2 separate regions of the Homo sapiens genome follow, and region 2 is linked to region 1. Evidence: read pairs that join two places in POLR2A ChIA-PET (ENCODE). Cell type or tissue: Caco-2. All regions are shown on one strand. Each heading gives the region's core, and the rest is flanking DNA. Links, peaks and the distances in the headings are about the cores only.

Region 1 (4,403 bases), core at 320-4,319:
TGGGTCTACTCTGGATGCCAGGGGCTTCGCTGAAAATTCCTGATACCCTTCTATTTTTTTCTTCATGTCTGCTGCTGGGAGAGGCTCAGGGATGCTTTTCTGGCTTATTAAAGTCTCTTGTTCTTTTTCTTGCTCTGATGAAACCTGGTAACATATTTCAAAAGACAGTCAGAAGAAAACCAAATACACAGACATGTTTTGCTATGAAATAAAATATTCCACACAGCAGTTTTACTTGAAAACAGGCTTGTCAATCAGCTCGTGAAGTTTCTGTAAAGCTTTATTACTCCCCAATCATGGCTCTAAACAAAGAAATCTAAATTACAGAAACATTAGGGGAAATATGCATATTCGCTTCAGTCCCTTATGAGATACCTATCAAAATAGCAAAGTATTATGTACTGATGGTATACAATCATATCACTCCTTGATTCTAATATATAGTTTAATTCTAAGGTTGTCTTCTTGTCAAATCAGTCAATTATCCAAATGGGTTTTAAATTACATGTTGTGTTTTATGATACTCCTGAGAAAGATTTTTTTAAAGCATTTCTCTTTCAAAAATCCAACCAACCCCATGTTAACGACAAACAACAAACCTATTGCAACTCCCTGCTTTCCTTAACAGGGCAAATCCCTTCCCAATGTATTCAATATGATGCACTGAAGATTAGCAATGCATAAGTGTTAATAATTTCTACTCAGGGCCAGATGATATGCAGATAATGCTAAAATATTGACAAAGTATGAAGATTTCTTGGCAGCCTGTCTACCAGAGGGACAGAGGAGACTAAGTCCTTCTAGGTTGCAGCAAACTACATTTCTATTAAAGCCCAAAATGAAGTTGTCAAAATTCAGACAGTCAGTGCCACCGCAAATATAGCTTTGCTGTTGAATGAAATAAATTATAGTCAATGAGACAGACACACTCCTTATGTGACCCTACTGACAGAAGTTGTGGGTACCAATTCGACTCATTTACTGCATTATGCAGCCATATAAACTTTGACCTTAGGAGGTCATTTTAACTTTCCATCTATGACCCAGCTGACTGACAAGCCCTTTCAAAACTGCTGTCATTCTGCCCTGACATGTCTTAGCAGAGCAGTCACAAAACAGTTGTACTGAGCTGGTATTCTTCCCCTCCTTTTTCCATCTCATCCCTTGAACTTTGTTCTTCTCTGTTAAGAAAAGATGTGCCTGTAATCTCAGCACTTAGGGAGGCCGAGGCAGGCAGATCACCTGAGGTCAGGAGTTCAAGACCAGCCTGGTCAACATGGCAAAACCTCATCTCTAGTAAAAAAACAAAAATTAGCCAGGTGTGGTGGTGGGTGCCTGTAATCCCAGCTACTCAGGAGGCTGAGGCAGGAGAATCGCTTGAACCCCAGAGGTGGAGGATGCGGTGAGCCGAGATCATGCCATTGCACTATAGCTTGGGCAACAAGAGTGTAACTTTCACAAAAAAAAAAAAAAAAAAGAAAAAGAAGGAAGGAGGGAGGGAAGGAAGGAAGGAAGAAAGGAAGGAAGGAAGGCAGGCAGGCAGGAAGGAAGGAAGGGTGGGTCTGCCAATTAGCATCTTTGGGTAAGATTGAGGATGCTGGTTTAGGAATACGTGGGAACAAAAGTTTTAAGAAATCACACCTATTTCACAGGTATTTTTCCTTAAATCCCTTTAAAAAAAAAACCCTGAATTTTAGGGACATGTTATACCTAAGAGACTTTGCTTATCATCATTATTTCTTTTTATTTTTTGTACTAGTAGCTGCCTTTTCCAGTACAAATATCATTACTTCTTCTACATTAATAATCATCACATTGGTCTCTTGAGCTTATACATGACACAAAAATAAAGACAAATGAGTATGGCAAGGGAAAAAGGCAAATTGCATCTAATTGTTAGTTTCTTATGGGGCTATAGTTTGACGCAGGGCAATGAGGGATACTCAGTCTCATTGAAGTTTCTATGATGTAGAACTGCAGTTATATCAGAGTCCCATGCTTCGGGTTGTAAAACAGGTTTAGGAAGTCTTTGAAAGCTAGGCAGAAAAAAGTAAAGGACTTTTTTTCTAGTAAGACATTTTATGATCTGCTTAGTATGTTAAATGTTAGCTTCCCACCATGCAACTTGCAATCCCATTACTTGAATATAGTGGATTCAACTAGAGGGAATTTCTCACCCTTTGTATCTCCATTGAGTTCACCGCTTCATATTGAAAACACCAAAAACTAAAAGCGATGAAAACAATAAAATCCAAACCAAAAACCCCAAATAGAGTTAATGAGAAAAAATACACCTGGCTAATAACATGGTTCTATGTTGGAGGTGAGAAGTGATTCGTATTATAAGGTCAACCTTGGAGAGGGTGGAAGATTCCATGAGGTTTAGATAACCTCATCATGACAACTTTCAAAACCTGAGACACTTACAGCTCCCTGAAGGGAACAGTTGCAGCCTACAGGAAACACAAAGCCTAACAGCTTTCAGGGTTTCTATGGACTCCAGGGAGTAAGGCTCCACTCTTGGGCATGGTCATCATCCAAGCTGACAGGCTCAGTGCATAGGCTAAAGATTCCTCCTACCATTCACAAACCAACCATTTCAAACTTAATCCCCAAATTGGAGATATTCAACGGTCAGCTGTCCCCTTGGTCCTCAGTTTGTCCCCTGGTGTTTTGTGTACATATGGCAGCTAATAGAACACACTCATCTGAAACCCTATAATAAATCACCAGGCCAAAAGTATCAAGGAAAAATGGAATGTAAGCATGCACTTGGAATTTCCTTGCTTTTGGCCATTTATGTTGCAAGCTTGCAGATGTTGAGAAATCTGCATCATCTGGCCAGGGACGGTGGCTCACACCTGTAATCTCAGCACGTTGGGAGGCCAAGGCAGGAGGATCATTTGAGGTCAGGAGTTCAAGACCAGCCTGACCAACATGGTGAAACCCTGTCTCTACTAAAGATACAAAAATATTAACCGGGTGTGGTGGTGCATGCCTGTAGTCCTAGCTACTCGGGAGGCTGAGGCAGGAGAATTGCTTGAACCTGGGAGGCGGAGGTTGCAATGAACCGAGATTGCACCACTGCACTCTAGCCTGGGAGACAGAGAGAGACTCTGTCTCAAAAAAAAAAAAAATCTGCATCATCTTCTTCCTCCTCCCCCTTTTTAGTTACTAGAGCTTAAAATAATTATGAAACCTAATAAAAACAAAAAACCCACAAATTTCTAATCTTGGTATCAATACTATTTTCTTATGTAAGAGTCAGCTGGGTAAGTTGATGTCTAGATGGGAGGTTGGTGCGTGTTGTACATGTGCAATTTAAACCAGTGTTTAATTATGGAGCCTCTTATGTGTTCATTATAAACCTGATTTTTTAGGGGGTATTTAATATCAGCATCAAAATTCCCTCTGGGGTTGAATCCTAGAACATGCTGTCTCCAAATGTGGCTGCTCAGTTTTTTTTTTTTTTTAATGGGCAGCAGCGTTTTTTATTATTCATGTTGAAATGGAGCCCAGATCAGCCTACATGACTGGCTACATGCTGGGGGTAATGGCTTCTACCAAAAGGCTGTTGGGGGCTTAAAAAGTGCAGAAACTACCTGTTAATATGAAAAATAATAATGGTTTCATAGGAACCATTTCAAAATTCCCCTATAAATAATATGCACTTAAGATCTTTTTTCCTTTTTTTTTTTTTTTTTTTTGAGATAGAGTCTCTCTCTGTCACCCAGGCTGGAGTGCAGTGGCCTGATCTCGGCTCACTGCAAGCTCCGCCTCCTGGGTTCACGCCATTCTCCTGCCTCAGCCTCCTGAGTAGCTGGGACTACAGGTGCCCACCACCACGCCTGGCTAATTTTTTGTATTTTTAGTAGAGACGGGGTTTTACCGTATTAGCCAGGATGCTCTCGATCTCCTGACCTCGTGATCCACCGCCTCGGCCTCCCAAAATGCTGGGATTACAGGCGTGAGCCACCGCGCCCGGCCACACTTAAGATTTTCTTAAATTGGTCTCAACCCATGGCTGTTGCACAGAAATCAATTATGGGAGACAAACACTTCTCTAAAGTTTTCAGGAGAGTCTTGCAGGATACAGCACCACAGTTCCAAGGTCCCCTTTCCTGGACCTCCAAAGCATTTTTTTTGAGACACGGCTTCACTCTGTCACCCAGGCAGGAGTGCAGTGGTATAATCACAGCTCACTGCAGACTTTACCTCCCAGGGCTCTGGTTATCCTCCCACCTCAGCCTCTTGAGTAGCTGGGACCACAGCGGGGCACCACCATGCCTGATATTTTTTTTTTTTTTTTTTTTTTGAGATGGAGTCTTGCTCTGTCACCCAGGCTGTCGTGATCTCAGCTCACTGCAAGCTCTGCCTCCCAGGTTCATGCCATTCTCCTGCCT
Region 2 (4,403 bases), core at 263-4,262, 74 kb before region 1:
AGAAACTTTCAACCTAATTGTAAAGAAAACATACCCCAAAGAATTAGGGAGCAACCTGAGAGAGTAAATGTGTAAGTGTTAGTAATATTAAAGTAACAAAATATTGCGTTTATTGAGTCCTTACTTAATATCAGGGACTGTGCTAAGGACCTGGCATCCTGGTGGAGATGGAGCTTGGGCTGGGCCTTGAAGCAGGTAGGGAGACGTGAAAAGCAAGGAGGGAAGGTCCTTCGAGAAGATGAAACAGCATGAGCAAAGGCCTGGGGGTGGGAGGTGTGCTGTTTGGGACCTGACAGGCTTGGGGTGACAGGTTGGTGTGGGGAAGTTGCACTGAACGAGTAGGTGGGCCTGTGTTATGGTGGAGTCTGAATACCAGACTGACATGCAGAATTGACCCAGCGGGGAAATGTGTACTCGTTCTAGGTTCTTGAATATTGGGGACATGATAACTCCCCCTGTAATTTCTAGAACAAATGGAATATGCATTTGCTGTTAGAATAGCTACTGCCAGAGTTCTCTCCCAAAAAGCTTAACGTTTACACTACCATCCATATGCCAATAATATCTTGAGTTTTCTCACTTGACATTTTTTCAAACATTTTAATATTTGCTAATTTCTTCTTTAAATGTGATATTCCCTATTTTTTGAAGTGTTATAGATACATAGTTGTACATATTTGTGGGGTACATGTCATGTTTTGATACAGGCATACAATGCGTAATGATCAAAAAATCAGGGTAATTAGGGTATCCATCACCTTAGGCATGTATCATTTCTTTGTGTTAGGAACATTCCAATTCCACTGTTTTACTCATTTTAAAATATACAATAAATTATTCTTAACTATAGTCACCCTATGGTGCTATTGAATACTATATCTTATTCATTCTATCTAACTGTATTTTTCTTTTTTTTGAGATGGAGTCTCGCGCTGTTGCCCAGGCTGGGTTAATACCATTAACCATCCCCTCTTTATCCCTACCGAGTCCCACCCTTCCTAGTCTCTGGCAACCATGTTTCTACTCCTATCTCTATGAGTTTAATTTTTTTAGCCGTTGTTTTTTAATTTGTACACCTTTGGCTTTGAGTGTGATTGTGCAGTGATTTATTTGTTCATTTCCATTTGCATTTATTTTTCTGTGAATTGCATATTTGTATCTCTTTTCTTATTCTAATTGGTAGTTTGGCATTTTTGTTAATTTACAGAAATTTCAAAAATATATTATGAGGGCTAGGCATGGTGGCTCACGCCTGTAATCCCAGCCCTTTGGGAGGCCAAGGTGGGCGGATCATTTGAGGTCAGGAGTTCGAGACCAGCCTGACAAACACAGTGAAACCCCGTCTCTATTAAAAATACAAAAATTAGCTGGGTTTGGTGGTACAAGCCTGTAATCCCAGCTACTTGGGAGGCTGCGGTAGGAGAATAGCTTGAACCCGGGAGGTGGAGGTTGCAATGAGCCGAGATCATGCCACTGCACTCAAGCATGGGCGAAAAAGCGAGACCCTTTCTCAAAACTAAATAAATGTTATATATATATATATATCAGGTTTGGTCTTTTTGTTTATCATATATTTGCAATATTTTTTCAGAGTATTATTTGTCTTACAGCTTAGATTAAAGTGTTTTTTCAATTTTTCATATTTATGTAGAAAAAGATACTAATCTTCTTTTTTAAATAAAAATTCCAGGCATCATCTGCCTAGAAGGAAATGCCAAAATTACAAAAATATTCCAATATTTTCTCCTAGTACTTAAGATTTTTGATACATTTACATTTATATACATTCGATCCATCTGGAATATAATTCAGTTTAGGTGTAAAGTAGAAATTTATTTTCATTTTTGCTACTGATTTGAAATGCCTAATTATCATATGCTAATTTTCTACATGTGGGTCTACTTTTGGTCTCTCTCCTATTTCCTTACTGTATGATGAAAAGGCATAACACTGGTTTAATTACTATTGTTTGGTTTTTTAAAATCCTAGCATAGCACAGCACAGTTGTTATTAAGACCTTAGATACTACATAGTAGATAAGAGCATTGGACTCCGGGGCCAGGGGACAGTTTACCACTTACTTGAACTGAGACAATTTGCTTAGTCATTCTGTACCTCAGTTGTCCCATCTTTGAGATGGGGATAATAATAATGTGATTGTGAGGATTTAATGCATTTCTGTATGTAAAGTGCTTAAAACAGTGCCTACCACACAGCAGGCATTTATAAAGTTATTGGCTGTTATTTGTCATAATTTTTCCCCGGATTTTCTTGCTTTTCTAACTCATCTTCTGAATAATTGTTAGAATCAGTCCCTAAGAGGGCTTATTCAAGGGATTCCCCAAACATAGTTCCCTTCCTATGAAGAATCCTGATGCCAGCTGTTAAGAGAATTCTTTTTTTTAACCTGGCACAAAGTAAGCATTCAATAAATGGCAGTCATTATTTTGGTTATAATTATTGTTTTGGAAGGCACGTCAATATGCAAAGTGAATACATTCTCCTCTGATGTCTCATTCTCCTCCACCCCTAATAGAGCCTACAGGAGAGGGGAAAGAGAGAAAGCCGGTGGTAGTGGCAGGAGGGCATGGGGGAGTGCAGAAGGAGCAGCTTCTCTTAAATTCTTTTGGGGGAATTTGTAAGTGTGTCTTTCTCTTGCCCCTCAGAGCATTCTCCTGTGGCCCTTGCCTTCAGATAACCTTGGTGGGAATTAGAAAAATCTTCCCCATTTCTGTATTTCAGCCATGAATCTTAAATGATTGAAAAAATTAAAGCTCCCAAGAACTGCACTAAAGTGTTAACATGTGCTTTAGCACAGAGGTATTTAGTAGTTTAGCTAAAGCCCTCAGGGGCCAGCAGGCAACACAAATCAGTGGTCATCGAACTTTTTGCTCATGAACCTCCTAAAAATGTTTTGCAAAACTATGTAACCCTTATCAGATTTTTAAGTTAACATCTAAATTTTTTAATAATAAGTTTAATAGTTATTTTTAAGATGGTAATTAGAGGTGTATGGTAAATGGCAACATTTTAAAATACAAGTTTAAGCCCGGCACAGTGGCTCACGCCTGTAATCCCAGCACTTTGGGGGGCGGAGGCGGGCGGATCACCTGAGGTCAGGAGTTCAGCCTGGCCAACGTGGTGAAACCCTGTTTCTACTAAAAATACAAAAATAATGGCAGGGGCCTGTAATCCCAGCTACTCGGGAGTTTGAGGCAGAAGAATCGCTTGAACCCAGGAGGCAGAGGTGAGGTTGCAGTGAGACGAGATCGTGCCATTGCACTCCAGCCTGGGCGACAAGAACGAAACTCCATCTCAAAAAAAAATAAATACATAAATAAATAAAAACATAAAAGTTTACATCCCTCTAGTAAAATGTAAACCCCATAGCAATTTGATATCATCAACTATAAATTAAAAACACAAGTTCTTTTTGACATACAGAAATTTTACTTCTTTTCTCTCCTTGAATTCATATTTTAAATTCTATTACCCCACAAAATTTCATTCTAATATGGTAAGTTTGTTTTCAAGTGTTTTATGCATCACCCTATCAGGCTTCTTGATAATATAAATAAAAATACAAACTGAAATTTTATTTCCTGCTACCATAAGGCCATAGGTGTTCAGGAAATTTATCATCTGGAAAAATTGATCAAAACAATATAAATATACTTTAAACATTTTTATGAATGATTATTAAACATGAAATTAAAAATTTATTAAAAGTGCATAGCTATATAAGATGCATGGGGTTTTATTTGTTCCAATTAGTTCATGTATGCATGGATGGCTATTATTTAATGCTAGAATGAGATAGGGTTCAGCATCAAGTCTGTTCCTATTTTTGGCATTTATAGCTATAAAGGCTGAGAAACCTGGTTGACAAAAATAAGTAAATGTGAATAGGAACTGTTTTGTTACTTCCATATGAATATTTTGAATTGCCTCATTGTCATGGAGAAAGTTCTAACACCCTGAGGCAGTGTGCCACAGTCGGATTTGAGATGGGCAAAAGGTGTGCATTTCCTTTGCAGGGCAGGTTAGGATCTCAGGAAGCAGAACATGGGGCAAGATGTTTATCAGGGATCAGTATCTGTGAAAGGAAGTAGGCCTGGGCACAGACGAAATCTGCGAAGCCTTGGCCAACCTGGCTAGGAGCTCTGAAGTGAGTGCTGCCCATTAGAGTTGTCTTGGAGACAGGTCTTTATACCACTAGAGGCTTGGTCACCAGGATGGGTGTAATCCCTGCAGCTGAGGCCAACCCTGAAAGAGCTGGGTCTGTCTGCTGGGGGGCTGTCTGCTGGCTGCACTCTCCACAGATGGACAGTGGATTGGATTCCTAGGGCCGCCATAGCCAATTACCACAAACTTGTAACTAAGAGTAACAGAAATTTATTCTC

What was found. Peaks named below come from ENCODE experiments on the same cell type or tissue, not always from the same donor. Only the 100,000 strongest peaks of a DNase experiment are listed, where the experiment ranks them.
Region 2: POLR2A ChIA-PET joins it to region 1 with 7 read pairs; 3 of 35 experiments call an interaction of 5 or more read pairs at or near these places.

What each region holds. Positions count from the first base shown.
Region 1 is chr10:62,086,603-62,091,005 of GRCh38, reverse strand. It overlaps ARID5B (AT-rich interaction domain 5B), which reads right to left. Exons shown (of 10, transcript NM_032199.3): 10 at 1-144. Among named protein-coding and RNA genes, the nearest start is that of LINC02621, 170 kb to the left of the region's middle. In Caco-2, for the core only: no CTCF peak of the experiment used is centred there; a DNase peak (open chromatin) is centred at 2,513.
Region 2 is chr10:62,160,912-62,165,314 of GRCh38, reverse strand. No RefSeq gene overlaps it. Among named protein-coding and RNA genes, the nearest start is that of LINC02621, 96 kb to the left of the region's middle. In Caco-2, for the core only: no CTCF peak of the experiment used is centred there; no DNase peak of the experiment used is centred there.